2 separate regions of the Homo sapiens genome follow, and region 1 is linked to region 2. The links are chromatin loops, found by intact Hi-C in ENCODE. Cell type or tissue: OCI-LY7. All regions are shown on one strand. Region 1 overlaps ELK3 (ETS transcription factor ELK3). Region 2 overlaps CDK17 (cyclin dependent kinase 17).

Evidence for each region. Peaks named below come from ENCODE experiments on the same cell type or tissue, not always from the same donor. Only the 100,000 strongest peaks of a DNase experiment are listed, where the experiment ranks them.
Region 1: a loop joins it to region 2, with 4 times the contacts of the local background. A loop is called at or near these places in 1 of 110 quality-filtered maps.

The regions. Positions count from the first base shown.
Region 1 is chr12:96,206,265-96,211,264 of GRCh38, reverse strand. All of the region lies in intron 1 of ELK3 (ETS transcription factor ELK3), which reads right to left. Among named protein-coding and RNA genes, the nearest start is that of ELK3, 14 kb to the right of the region's middle. RefSeq lists an enhancer at 641-1,163. In OCI-LY7, a CTCF peak has its summit at 1,964 (motif pointing left); a DNase peak (open chromatin) is centred at 2,254; H3K4me3 peaks cover 1,627 bases.
Region 2 is chr12:96,325,278-96,330,277 of GRCh38, reverse strand. The region is part of intron 2 of CDK17 (cyclin dependent kinase 17); the gene reads left to right. Among named protein-coding and RNA genes, the nearest start is that of CDK17, 73 kb to the left of the region's middle. In OCI-LY7, a CTCF peak has its summit at 2,151 (motif pointing right); DNase peaks (open chromatin) are centred at 2,187, 2,717 and 3,177; H3K4me3 peaks cover 2,682 bases; H3K27ac peaks cover 3,826 bases.

The sequences.
Region 1 (5,000 bases), 120 kb after region 2:
GATCCCATGGAATTCTGAAGAACAGCGCCCATACCTAAAGAAATCCATTACTTTATTAAATAGGAGCTTTTCTTTTTAGTGCAATTAAATTTGATGACCACTTACTATGTACCAGGAATTGTGCTGAGTGCTTTATACATGCTGTCTAAATTTAATACTCTCAGTTGGCTGTGCCCACGAGGAACTATGACTTCGAAAGGTGAAATAAGACACTCATGGCCACATGGGTAAAATGGGCCAACAGAGCCTCATATCCAGGGGCATCTGGCTCCAAAGTCCAGGTTCTTAATCAACGCGCATATGCCCCCAGTAGAGGCTTCTTTTCTCATATGCACACTTCACTGCTGCTAAGGGAAACGTCTCATTGTAATGCGTGGGAAATACATTCCTACTAGGAATCAAATCAGGACATTTCCTTGTTCATTTCTGGTGTTGCCTCATCTGTGTCTCCAGCTGCTCCAGTTGGGTTGTTTCAAGAAAGAATCTTTGAATCCACCCCATCCACCATTTTGTTAACCAGTGCCCTCCTTTCAAAGATCTGTATCGTGGTTTAAATAGGTTCAAGGTTCACCCAACACTAAATAAGCAAGGGTGGTTCTCGATACAAGTGGGCCGTTGAGAAGCTGCGTGTTCTGGAAGTCGGTGCCCCTGGACCTCCCACTCGGGGTGTGTGTGTGTGTGTGTGTGTGTGTGTGTGTGCGTGCGCCCGCGCGCAGGGCGGTGGAACAGGATGAAAGTCAGAGGAAACAGAAGTGAGCTAGCCTAGCCCAAGAGGGGCCCCAAACATGCATGCACCTCACATCACGAAACGAATCATGAGAAGCACTTCAAGTGTGAATAGGGACAGGCTGGAATCCCAGGGAAACCGTGCATGACAGGATCTGGCAAGGTCCCTAGTACCCAGCAGTGCCTCCAAAACTTTCCTTTAAAAAGAAACACCTCTAGGGAAGCCTGTTTCAGGTTCTAAGAAAGCAGTGTTTAGGATTTCATGGAGGACCACAACATGCCCCGAAAAAAACAGGCTGTTCCGCAGTCAGTGAAACTTACTAGGATCTTACAAACTGTCTTTCAGTTTGAGCTTTAAATTAATGAGCTCTCAAATCCCCAGTGGGCATCTGGCCCCCCGACCCTCATACTACTTTTGATTCTTATGTTTCAGAGGCCTTTGCTTGAATGGAAAATCTTTTCCCCAAATTTTTGTACTATTAATATCAATACAATTCAATCCTGTGTACAACAGAAAAAAAGTTGGGGGAGGTCAAGATAAACAAATCCTCATTGCAGCCAAAACCTTAAAAAGTTGTGTGATCTTCTGTGCCTTGGTCAAATGTAGGAAAAAAAAAAAAAAGGAGAAAAAGTCGTGTGAGCTACAGCAGGGATGTTAACTTCTGTATTTCAACCTTCTCCTCTGTAGAAGGGGTAAAGTCAGTCTTATCCTTTACATACTATCAAACTAAAAGACTTCTTGAAAGTATTTGAAAGTAAAAATATGTAATCCTTTTGATCAGTACACTGTATAAATGATCTTTATAATAAGGATGGAACAATGTCTTCAGCTTTAAAGACAGCCTTGACAGAAGTATTTTCTTAAATCTATGGTTGTCAATGTAAGAAAATGTTTATTTACTTACTTTAAGATGGTGTTACAAAAATCAAAATAAAGGAAATCTTACAGACCACTTCCACTAGAATGAAACCCTAATCTTTCTGATAAACTTGAAAGATTTTCTGTGCTAAAGAAGAAGCTGATGAAAGTCGAAAGTATTTACCCAGTGCAATGAGAACCTTTTTGCATGGATACAAAATGATGGCGGTTTTTCCACATCCAGAAACTGAAACATTTCCTGCCAGAGCATCCTCCAACTCTTCTATTGTGTTGAAACTGTAAAATCTTTCTAAATCAGGACTTCCTCCTATTATGCTTTAGAGGCGTCTTTCTGGGAAGGGTAGATCCAAGGCAAAAGGTAGGAATTCCTGCAGCACCACCCAGTGGAAACATTACAAAAAAAAAAGCAAGATAAAATATGTTTAATAAAAGAAAATCTCATGTGTTAGCTCCTCTCTCAAACTCTTTTTGCATCGATGGCATCCTGCAATCTGTTGTGCTTACAAATGGCCTTTAACATCACGTCTGCCCTGTCTCTGTTTTGCACGTGTGCACACACGCTGCACCACGGCAGGGTCAGGAAGGATGGTGCAACCCTGGGGAGGAAGGGGTCCCAGGTGGGGTCAGGTGTGGGCTGTGACATCACCCCTTCCTCTCAGAAGGATCCCCAAGGGATCCTGGGGACCGGGAAGTCTGCACAGCTGTGCTGGGCACCCCAGTCCTGATGCAGCAATGAGTGTTTCCTGGCAGAGAGGTGCCCAACCATCTGTGCACCTTCCCCTTTCCCTGGCCCAGCTGCACCTGGCCCGGGACCTCCAACATCTGCACAGCCATTCTACCTCCCTGGTTCTATCTTGGAGAGAGTTATAGAGCCTCTTCCTCCCCTTGCAGCTCCTTTCTCCAGTCCCTGCAAAACTCCCTCTGGTGTGAGCATGACTTCTGCTCCCCTGTCCTACCAAGGCCACAGTGCATCTCATAGGCTCCTTGGAGGTCATTTAAATCTGGTTGCACTTCATTTACTGCCTCCACCAAAACTCGTCTCTCCTCACCAGTGCCTGCTTCTCACAATGCATGACACATCAGGCTATAATTTTCTTGGGAACTGGATGAAGCAACAAGAACTCTTGACCCTCTCCCTTCCAGCTCCTTCACAGAAAGCCCTGGCAGTGGCCTGGAGAAGGAGAGACGCCATTGCATGCTCTTCTCAGGAAAACTGGGAACTTTCTTATCTTCTCTATAGAATTTAAAATAACAAAGTAAACTTAATCATTTCTGGATGGTTAAGTCACTAAAAAAACCTGCCCTCTGGCTGGGTGCAGTGGCTAACGCCTGTAATCCCAGCAATTTGGGAGGCCGGGGTGGGTGGATCACCTGAGGTCAGGAGTTCCAGACCAGCCTGGCCAACATGGCGAAACCCCGTCTCTACTGAAAATACAAAACTTAGGTGGGAGTGGTGGCGGGCGCCTATAATCCCAACTACTCAGGAGGCTGAGGCAGGAGAATCGCTAGGAGCTGGGAGGCGGAGGTTACAGTGAGCCAAGATCATGCCACTGCACTCCAACATGGCAACAGAGCGAGACTCTGTCTCAAAAAAAAACAAAAAACAAAAAACTGCCCTCTAACATCAGCCTACCTGGAAAAGTTACCTTTCTCCCTTCGTAGAGTAAATCCACTGAAACTATTTTTAATCCCTCTTTTAAATGGTACACAGATATGGCAAAGGATAACAGTTGGCTGAGCTAGACACTATTTAGAGGATACAATCAGTGTTAACACTTTACAGCATATTTGAATTGCTGATAATTTATTATACAAAGGGTTAATTGCATTATTCATCTTTTCTTTCTTTTTCTGAAGTTTAACATTTGCCAAAACATGTCAAGGTTTAGTTGGATAATACTGACATTACCCAGTCTTTGGGTCCCACTCTATACAGTATTCTTGCAAAAATGGTTATGAGTTACTGGTATTCATGACCGAGGGATCACCATCAACATCTTTAGAGGTTTTTGAGAAGCACAAAGAGCTGCCTTACAGAGGTGGTTCCTGAAGCAAGGAACTGGTTAGTTTCACTGTTTTTCCTTCGTGCTCTTCTCAACAAAACTCTTTCATGGTTTAGGAAATGCAAATTCCAGGCATAAACATTTATACATAAATCTGGTATGGTAATACATTCGCTTTGGAAGAGAACTATAAAAAACAGTGACTCTGCAGTCTTCAACATATCATCACCTGCTCATGTGGTGGACATGTGTGTGGGATTTTAACTGCATCTGAAGTCACAAAGGTAGTCACTAGCCCTTGAATAGCTTTACCCTCCCCACATGCCTATGTCTCGCTCACATTTTTGTACAATGGACATCAAGTCTAGCTGCATATGATGGTTATGGTGCCAAATGCAGAGGGATTCTAAGTATACAGCACCTCTAATAAAGTTAATTTTAACAGGAAGTAAAAACACAGTGGTGTTAAGGTAAAAGTACAAGCACAGCCCTCTCACCTCTCATTCAATGTCTGTTTAAACCAAACCCGACTTGTAGACAAACAACTGTAAGTGGAACACATTTTAAAACAGCTTGGTGTTCCTGGTGGGTACTGTTATTTCCAAAACTTGCAAAAATAAGACAGTGAGTGATTTCAAAACTTAACAGTCTTCTCATAATGCCTCATATTTCAAATAGATTTTTAAATTAACCATCAAGATGCACTGAATAAATGAGCAAAATAACATTAAAACTGTCATCGAGGGGCAGACCAACCGTTCATTCATTCATGTCCAGAGAATGGTGTTATGCAAAGACCACCAAAAGCATCTGATGGAAGAGACTGGCTGTTGGTGGCATTAACATCAAACATCAATCTGTACCCCAAAGCATCCTCGCTGCCCTTAATTCCCACATGGGCATCTGCCATCCACTGGCTTGGGCAGTCCCTTTTTGAAATGTCATATACAACTTATTACTCTACCTGCTCTTCCAATAATTGTTCAGCGTGAATATATTAACTGTACAAAATAACAGCCAGATCCTGCTTTAGAGGATCTTTTTTTTCCCTTGTGAAAGAAAATCGTGGCTCACACCTGTCATCCCTGCACTTTGGGAGGCCAAGGCAGGCAGATCACGAGGTGAGGTGTTCAAGACCAGCCTGGCCAACATCTCTACTAAAAATACAAAAATTAGCTGGGCATGGTGGCGCACACCTATAGTTCCAGCTGCTTGGGAGGCTGAGGCAGGAGAATCGCTTTAACCTGGGAGGCGGAAGTTGTGGTGAGCCGAGATCGCGCCACTGCGCTCCAGCCTGGACAACAGAGTGAGACTCTGTCTCAAAAAAAAAAATAAATAAATAAAAGGGAAAGAGAAAGAAGAGAAAGAAAAAGAAAATTGCCCCTTTCATT
Region 2 (5,000 bases):
ACAGATGTTTGATAAGTCTTAATTCTATTTTAAGACTTATCACAGAAAGTTATATTTCAGAATCTTGTGTTTACATAGCCTTGAACTTATTTTTTCTTGTAATGGGACGATATATTGAGATTATTGAATTTGATGAGAATAGGTGACAATTTAAATGTGAGGAAGAGAATAAATCACAGTTGTAGAAAGGTAAAATTATGTTTTATTGCACATATACTACTTGAGACTTCTTGACCAACTGAAATTCTTCAGCTAATGTACATGTTCCCAAGAAGTGTAGTCAGATAAACCTAACAGAATGTCACTTATCATGATTATTTAGCATTAGAAGTAACACCAAAAAGCAAAGATTAAAATGACCTGGTTTTCCTGATATTCCAAATTCTCATTCTTAACAGCTCCGTTTGTACACTGGAGCAATTTGTCAAGTTTGGAGTCAACAAATTCCAGTTTTATGGATATTGTGAGCCTCTGTCTTTCACCTAGGTCTCTTTATCTTGCTGATCTCTTACATGTTAGCTGTGACAGTTTGTCTTCGACAGTTTGTGGTTACATCATAACAGTAATTGTTTTTTACAACAGTGGATAACATAGGGAGTTTAAGGAGGACTAACTCCAACAAATAGCACAAGTTCCTTGAAAGGTTGACGCTGAAGGCATAAACTCCATTGGATATATGTAGGATCTAGAATGGGATCAGGCTAGTAATAATGTTTGAAAGAGCAGGTTTGGGAGGAGGGAATGGCTTAGGCTACAAGTTGGGCTATGAAATTGCATGTTCCTGATCATAGTTCACGTAATGAAAAGATCTAGATAAATAAGATGCCAAATAACGTTTCTTAGTGGAATCATAATGATTATCATGTTGTGGTGGTAAAAATCATTGGAAATCCTTACTTGGAACTAATTATAGAGTATAAAAGATCTGCAATTTTTCATATAGATTTCTATTACTTTTTAAAAGTTATGGTAAAATATATATAATACAAAGTTTAACATTTTATAGTATACAGTTCAGCAGCATTAAATACGTGTCTATTTACATTGCGTAACCATCACTGCTACCCATGTCTATAACTTTTTCATCATCCCAAACTGAAACTCTGTACCCATTAAACAATACCTCCACATTCCCTCCTCTCCCCAGCCCCTGGTAACCACCATTCTACTGTCTATGAATTTGCCTATTCTAGGTACCTCATATGAGTGGAACCATATAATATTTGTCCTTTTGTGTCTGACTTATTTCCCTTAGCATATTGTCGCCAAGGTTTCCATTACTTTTTAAAATACAGAGTGTTATTATCTTATTGAATTGGCCAGCTAATTAGTTTCAAGTTCTGGAAGTGTTAGAATATTTTATTGTATTTTATTGTGGCTCTCTCATGGGCCGCAATCTCTTCTCTGTCTATACCCTCTCCTTGGGTGACCTCCTCCAACCCTACAATTTCAACTACCATATATATGTTGACTACTCCTAAGTCTGAATCTCCAGTTAGGATCTTCATCTGGATCTCTAGATTCATATTTAAATGCCTTCTTGTCTTCTCCACATGGATGTGTAATGGGAATCTTAGACTTCACATGACCAAATCAGAATTCTTGATTTCCTTTCTCCAAAATCTGCCTCTACTCAAACTTTGCTCACTTAACCAGTTACTAAAACTAAAAATCTAGGCATTGTCCCCAATTCTTTTCTCTCCTTTACTTTACTGTTGTCTCCTCCCTGCCCCCAACCCCCACCATTGTAGCTTCCTATTTTTTACCACATAAATAACTTAGAAACTCATGATTATGATAGTCATCTGTATCAGTGGTCCCCAACCTTTCTGGCATCAGGGACCAGTTTTGTGGAAGACAGTTTTTTCACAGACTGAGGTTGGGGGAATGGTTTCAGGATGATTCAAGCATAGTATATTTATTTTGCCTTTTATTTCTATTATTATTATATTGTAATATATAATGAAATAATTACATAACTCACCATAATGTACAATCAGTAAGAGCCCTGCCCTTGTCTTCCTACAACTAGATGGTCCCATCTGAAGGTGATGGGAGACAGTGACAGATTATCAGGCGTTAGATTATCATAAGGAGCATGCAACCTAGATCCCTCGCATGCACAGTTCACAACAGCGTTAGTACTCCTATGAGAATCAGTGCCACCACTGATCTGACAGGAGGTGGAGCTCAAGCAGTAATGTGAGCAATGGGGAGTGGCTGTAAATACAGATGAAGCTTTGCTCACTTGCCAACTGCTCACCTCTTGGCCTGGTTCCTAACAGGCCATGGACCAGTACTGGTCTGTGACCCAGGAGTTGGGGACCCCTGATCAATGTGACTGATACACAATTCCAGTTATAGTCCATTAACACATCATATTTCATATATGTTTAACAGTTGATCTGGTAAAGATTTAAAAATATTTTGGGGCTAGGCATGGTGGCTCATTGTAATCCCAGTGCTTTGGGAGGCTGAGGTGAGGAGGATCACTTGAGCCCAGGAGTTTGAGACTAGCTGGGAAACATAGCAAAACCCCATCTCTACCAAAAAGACACAAATTAGCCAGGTGTGATGGTGTGTGCCTGTAGTCCCAGCTATGGTGGGGAGGATGAAGTGGGAGGACCACATGAGCCCAGGTGGTTGAGGCTGCAGTGAGCTGTGACTGCACCACTGCACTTCAGCCTGTGCAACAGAGCAAGACCCTGCCTGGAAAAAAAGAAAAAAAAAATATTTGAATAGATGTTTTTACTATAAATGCTGACTAAAAGCTGGGTGGTAGGAGTGTGTGTGAAACTAATTTAGCAGTCGTGTCTGCTGGCCTGTTGCTTCTGCCTTTGTAATATGTCCTAAATCTGCCTGCTTCCCTCCATCTTCAGTACAGCCACCCTAGTCTAAGCCACCAACATTTGTTACTTAGGGTACTGTAGTAATCTCCTCCTTTTGCTGTTGATTCCCTATTGCCTGTTTTTCAAACAGCAACCAAGATGATATCTTAAAAAATTGTTTTCAGTAATTACAAATATAAAGGAAGTTACAAAGATTATATAGAAAGGACCCATACTTGTACCCTTCTCCCAATCCCCCCACCATTGGTTCCATCTTATGTAACTATAGAACCCAGGAAACAGATACTGGAATAAAGTCTAAATATAGTTCTGTGTCATGTCCTCACCTGTGTTGATTCGTATAACCACTGCAATCAAGATTAAGAACTGTTTCATCATGACAATAGATCTCTCGTGTTACCTTTTGTAGTCTTCCCTACCCCCTTACCTCCTACTATCTTTAACCCTTCACAGTGATATTTTTGAAACATGAATCAGATCATATCACTCTCCTGCTTCAAAGCTACCGTAACTGCTTCCAATCTGAGAATAAAATTCAAACTTTTATGGTGAAGTATAAAGTGTTGAATGACTTGTTCCCTCCTTACCTCTGTGGTCTCACCTGGTACCACTGTTGCCCGCACGGTTAGGTACTATAGCTACACTTGCCTTCTTTCTAGTCCTCTAACACAGTGGTTCTCAAAGTGTGATCCCTGGACCAGCAATGTCAGCAGGACCTGGGAATTTGTTAGAAACACATATTTTTAGATTCCACACCAGACCTACTGAACCAGGAAGTCTGTGGGTGAGACCGAGCAATCTCATGTTTTACAGATCCTTGATGATTCTGAAGCATGTTAAAGTTTGAGGACCACTGTTCTAACAAGTCGAACTCTGCCATATGTCGGCTTTTCATTAGCTTTTTTCTCTATCTGGAATATCCTGTTATCCACAACTTAACCATCTTCCCTGACTGGCTCTTTCTTGCATTTAAATTTCTGTTAAAAATATCTCAGCAGAGAGAACTTTCCTCAATATACAGTGTAAAATAACTAGCTACTCATTTCCACATCCCTCTATTTTAGTCTTTTGCATATCGCCTGTCATTACCTGACTTCGTGTGTGTGTCTTTTCCCTGTTAGGTTTTATGCACTCTGAGATCAGTACTTTGTTTTGTTCACCAGTTGATGCCCAGTGCCTAGAATAGTGTTTATCAAATAGTATGTCCTTATGATCCCCATTTTTTTTCTATATTCTCCAGAACAATCAAGCTGTATTCTCCAGGACAGCTTTACAGAGCAACTAAAATGTTGTCTGTAGGCAAAAGATTTGCATAATTTGTTTTTAATATTTGAATGTTGTGATATTTCACATGTGAAATAACCTAGAAAGAGAAAAAAATCTTCATTTTTCTTTTCTCTTTCTTGAGACAGGGTATTACTTTGCCACCCAGGCTGGAATGCAGTGGCATTATCTTAGCTCACTGCAGCCGCAAACTCCTGGGCACAAGTGATCCTCCCACTCTAGCCTCCTGAGTAGCTGGGACTACAGGTGCATGCCATCATGCTTGGCTGAGAAAAATCTTATTGTATGCTGTAGCCTGTATTATCCCACATTGTTTGTAATTATTTATGCATTTATATCAGATAGCCCCTCTTCATTCATTATTAAATCATTGATTATTTTGCTTCACTTAAGATCCCCAAATTCTTTATCAGTTAGGTACTGCCAGGGAATGTACAGATCACAGGAAACTTTAGACACATGTTCTGTATTACTAGGTAGGCATTTGCCCCTACCTCCAGTCTGTCTTTGACCCAGATTAGATAGCTTGGACCTTGGGTGAGCCTTTGGGCCCTTATGCCCCATCCTTCTTATACCCTTTTAGGCAACCAGTATTCGTAGAGGCTCAGGCCACATGGCCTTCTTGGCCCATTTCTCTGGAGCCCATACCCTGGTCCTGTTCTGCGGATCCTAAGATTTTCTTGTGAGAGAAGCCTTTCACTTTAAGGCTTGTAGCCAACTCCTGTCAACCTGTCCTTAGTTGAGAAACCTTAGTTGAGAAACAGGTAGAGGAATCCCCTGATCAGGAGGTATCCTTATGCCTGATTGTTAACTGCAGAAGAATAGTTGGCTTCATTTTAAAAAGGAATCCCCTGATCAGGAGGTATC